2 separate regions of the Homo sapiens genome follow, and region 1 is linked to region 2. The links are chromatin loops, found by intact Hi-C in ENCODE. Cell type or tissue: left lung. All regions are shown on one strand.

Evidence for each region. Hi-C counts contacts between places; a loop is a spot of excess contacts. Peaks named below come from ENCODE experiments on the same cell type or tissue, not always from the same donor. Only the 100,000 strongest peaks of a DNase experiment are listed, where the experiment ranks them.
Region 1: a loop joins it to region 2, with 8 times the contacts of the local background. A loop is called at or near these places in 59 of 110 quality-filtered maps.

What each region holds. Positions count from the first base shown.
Region 1 is chr19:23,963,042-23,965,541 of GRCh38, forward strand. No RefSeq gene overlaps it. Among named protein-coding and RNA genes, the nearest start is that of ZNF276-AS1, 6.3 kb to the left of the region's middle. In left lung, no CTCF peak of the experiment used is centred here; DNase peaks (open chromatin) are centred at 490, 1,073 and 1,515.
Region 2 is chr19:23,871,318-23,873,817 of GRCh38, forward strand. No RefSeq gene overlaps it. Among named protein-coding and RNA genes, the nearest start is that of ZNF726, 42 kb to the right of the region's middle. In left lung, no CTCF peak of the experiment used is centred here; no DNase peak of the experiment used is centred here.

The sequences.
Region 1 (2,500 bases), 92 kb after region 2:
CACAGAAAACCTGTTTGAGATGTTAAACCATTGTAAAACAATCCGCTGAACCAACAATTAAAAGCTCTAAAGTAAAAGATAAAATGGCCTAAAAAATCTATTTTCTGTATCATAAAGGAAAATATAGAAGCCTCCTCAGAAATAAAACTAAGTTAGAATATTATGTCTAAATGTATCTGTCAGGTATGAATCTAAATTCTAGTTAGCATGCAGCACTTATTAATTGACATTTACAGTTAGTAATGTATCCTTAATCAATTAGGATTTCATGTTGTATAAAAGACACTAAGTCACACACAATGCTAACTTTTTCTTTGTTAAAAATTTACTCTTTGAGCCCTCTCCCTCTCCCTCTCCCTCTCGGTCTCCCTCTCCCTCTCCCTCTCTTTCCACGGTCTCCTTCTGATGCTGAGCCGAAGCTGGACAGTACTGCTGCCATCTCGGCTCACTGCAACCTCCCTGCCTCGTTCTCCTGCCTCAGACTGCCGAGTGCCTGCGATTGCAGGTGCGCACCGCCACGCCTGACTGATGTTCATATTTTTTTGGTGGAGATGGGGTTTCGCTGTGTTGGCCGGGCTGGCCTCCAGCTCCTAACCGCGAGTGATCTGCCAGCCTCGGCCTCCCGAGGTGTCGGGATTGCAGACGGAGTCTCGTTCACTCAGTGCTCAATGTTGCCCAGGCTGGAGTGCAGTGACGTGATCTCAGCTAGCTACAACCTCCACCTCCCAGCTGCCTGCCTTGGCCTCCCAAAGTGCCAAGATTGCAGCCTCTGCCCGGCCGCCACCCCATCTGGGAAGTGAGGAGCGTCTCTGCCTGGCCGCCCATCATCTGGGATGTGAGGAGCCCCTCTGCCTGGCTGCCCAGTCTGGGAAGTGAGGAGCCCCTCTTCCCTGCCGCCATCCCATCTAGGAAGTGAGGAGCGTCTCTTCCCGGCTGCCCATCGTCTGAGATGTGGGGAGCGTCTCTGCCCCGCCGCCCCGTCTGGGATGTGAGGAGCGCCTCTGCCCAGCCGCGACCCCTTCTGGAAGGTGAGGAGCTTCTCTGCCCGGCCGCCCCGTCTGAGAAGTGAGGAGGCCCTCAGCCCGGCAGCCGCCCCGTCTGAGAAGTGAGGAGCCCCTCCGCCTGGCAGCCACCCCATCTGGGAAGTGAGGAGCGTCTCCGCCCGGCAGCCATCCCATCCGGGAGGGAGGTGGGGGGCAGCCCCCGCCTAGCCAGCCTCCCCGTCCGGGAGGGAGGTGGGGGGCAGCCCCCGCCCAGCCAGCCTCCCCGTCCGGGAGGGAGGTGGGGGGCAGCCCCCGCCCGGCCAGCCGCCCCGTCCAGGAGGGAGGTGGGGGGCAGCCCCCGCCCGGCCAGCCGCCCCATCCGGGAGGGAGGTGGGGGGCAGCCCCCGCCCGGCCAGCCGCCCCGTCCGGGAGGGAGGTGGGGGCCAGCCCCCGCCCGGCCAGCAACCCCATCCGGGAGGGAGGTGGGGGGCTCCTCCGCCCGGCCGCCGCCCCATCCGGGAGGTGGGGGGCGCCTCTGCCTGGCCGCCCCTTCTGGGAAGTGAGCCCCTTTGCCTGGCCGCCACACCATCTGGGAGGTGTACCCAACAGCTCATTGAGAAGGGGCCGTGATGACGATGGTGGTTTTGTGGAATAGAAAAGGGGTAAATGTGGGGAAAAGATAGAGAAATCAGATTGTTGCTGTGTCTGTGTAGAAAGAAGTAGACGTAGGAGACTCCATTTTGTTCTGCACTAAGGAAGATTCTTCTGCCTTGGGATGCTGTTGATCTATGACCTTGCCCCCAACCCTGTGCTCTCTGAAACATGTGCTGTGTCCACTCAGGGTTAAATGGATTAAGGGCGGTGCAAGATGTGCTTTGTTAAACAGATGCTTGAAGGCAGCATGCTCATTAAGAGTCATCACCACTCCCTAATCTCAAGTACCCAGGGACACAAACACTGTGGAAGGCCGCAGGGTTCTCTGCCTAGGAAAACCAGAGACCTTTGTTCACTTGTTTATCTGCTGACCTTCCCTCCTCTATTGTCCTACGACCCTGCCAAATCCCCCTCTGCGAGAAACAGCCAAGAATGATCAATTAAAAAAAAAAAAATTACTCTTGAAAAGAAAACCCATTCAAAGGGTTCACCTTGTGTTTCAGGACACCCACCTTATCTTCTGGGTATCTCTTTTATTTCTAAAAATATATGTACCTCTATTAAAGGAAAGTTAAAATTTTGATTGTGTGTATTTATAGAAGTGCTTTGTTGTTGTTTTTAACAATAAAGTACCAGGGTAAAATAACTTCCCCTAAAACAGTAAAAATGGTTCTTTTTATGAGTATGATACATAATCAATTATTATCAAGTAGGTACATTGCACATACACATATCAAGCAAGATTTATACCCTGCAGGTTTCTGGTTTTACATTCAATTTTAAAACCAAGAAATAATGGAATAAAGGAAAGTTAAATTACATATAAACCAACACTTCTATTAACTCATACCACTAGTGAAACA
Region 2 (2,500 bases):
CATCCTAACAGATAAATTACAGCAGACAGACTTGACAGATGGGGGTAACAGTTATTAGGAACAAAAGACTGAATTCTCCCTAGAAAAGGTAGTATCTGAGATGGGTCTTACCAGAGGAGTAAATGTTCTTTGCTGGGGTAAGGGGATGGACACACAACAAAAAGAACAACCCATGCAACAGCACAGGGAGTAAATAATTATTCAGTGTGGCACTGATGTGGAAGGTAGAGACAAGAGCCAACACTAGAAATTTGGCTTGTCTCAGCACTTCGGGAGGCTGATGTGGGCAGATCATGAGGTCAGGAGTCCGAGACCCTCCTGGCCAACATGGCAAAACCACATCTCTACTAAAAATACAAAAATTAGCTGGGCGTGGTTGCATGTGTCTGTAATCCCAGCTACTCCAGAGGCTGAGGCAGGAGAATTGCTTAAACCCAAAAGGTGGAGGTTGCAGTGAGACGAGATTGTGCCATTGCACTTCAGCCTGGGTGACAGAGAAAGACTCCGTCTCAAAAAAAAAAAAAAAAAAAAGAGAAAAGAAATTTGGTTTGGAAGCAGATGACGGTCTTTGTAAAACAAGTTAAGGAGTTTGGATTTTTCTTTTTGTAGACAACAGGGAGCCAAGAAATATTATTAGGCAGGCAAACAACTAGAGAAGCTTTAGTTTTTGAGGATGATGACTCTGACAGCAGGGTGGAAAATTAACAGCAGCAGGGAGAAATTAGTGGCAGAAAATTAACTTAAGAGGTGTTTATGACTCAATGATGGCCTTAGGTCAGAAGTGATTAAACAGCCAAAGTCAGTGACTGGAGCATGGTTTTGGGGGAGAGCCTGGTGACTGATTGGACATGGGGGTGAGAGAGACATGCATCAGGACAGCCATCAGTAATGTTCCTGGCCTAGTAGGTTGTGTACATTGCAATCATCTTCCAGAAGGGATGGAGATTACTTTCATTATTACAAGTACCTACAGGATGAGGGATTTGTAGTATGATCAGGATGACAAAGAGTACAGCTTCAGATAAGTTGTAAGTGAAAATATAGTGTTAGAGTTGCCAGTTTATAGGTTAGAGGAGAGGTAAGAAAAGCACAAGAATGCACAGGTCATTCTGCAAGAACAAAACTCACTCCCAGGTATGGGACTGCAAAGGTCGCTGCAGAGAACAGGCATTGGGTAACTGGCAACTGACACCAATGGAATGCTTACAGTCTGTCCACAGATTTAAGATTTTTAAAACAACTATTCTCAAGTGTTGCAAATGTCTCTAAGGTAAGTGGGGGCCCAGAGCACTTTGGGGGCAACTGTCTGCTTACTGCAGGCAGCCCTTTCTTATCTGGAATTCAGTCTCCTCATCTTCCTGCCTTCTCCCTTGCATATCTCCTGCTTGTGTAATAGGGTGGAAAGTGGGAGGGCAGGACAAAGGTCAGACCAATAGCACTGGTTAGCTAAAAGATCACTCCTTTCATTCTACTAGACAGTTCTGGTCTGAGGCCTGGGATCCCAGAACATAAAATTATTACTCTGTCCTTTATTGCATCCCTGTATTATCCCCATTTCCCTCAGCCAGAGCATCTGGCTGACATCCACCCTCTCAAGAGGACATGTAGGACAGAAGACCAGGCTCAGAAAAACTGCTGTTTGAAAAGGGCAGGTAGTTAAGTAAGAATTTTGGAAGAACTTGAGAAATTAAAATTACGGAGACTATGAATGCAAAAACACTAACTGTCAAGCAAGTAAGAGCTAATTTAAAGAACTTTTTTAAAAGATATAGTCCACATAACTTGAAACATGCGGAAGACTGGCAGATGACTGCATCAGAGCGAATTTCCTAAATAACTGAGGAGGTGACTGGGAAAACTGAGCCACCTACCAAAACAGCTTTACAGAGCCAATGCATCTCAATTGTTGTAAAAGAAGATGAGTTCTAGAACTCTTATTTACTATGGAGTTTTCAAATACATTGAACATCACTTAATGTTTTCCTCAATCCCAAGCTTCTTGTAAAACTTTGACCTTGCCAACCATGGCACCTTAGAGGCAGATGAAAGCTTACCTATTTTATGGAATTTCAGATTTCTAAATATAGCACATGCAATACAGGGAATGCACCCAGTGTGCTTGTGGATGCAATAATGACCACTACTACACCTCTCAAGCAGGCTTTGTTGACTTCAGCTCTCCTGACATTTGGGGCTGTCCTATGCATTGTAATATGTGGAGCAGCATTTCTAGTGTCTGTACACTAAAGGCCAGTAGCACCCTTTCCCAAAGCAAGACACTAAAAATTTCAAAATTCTGGAAAGGAAATCCACAGTAGACACCCACAAAGCTTCCTGATCTCAAAATATACCACTTTATTCCATATGTAGGTTTTGAGTTTCTGAAACATTTGCTTTATGCTTACAACAATCCCATGAGGTAGAAAAGCTACTGACAAGATGCCTGTCATCATATTCATCAATGGCAATGCCACCAAAAGCTAAAGTTTCATTTTAAATT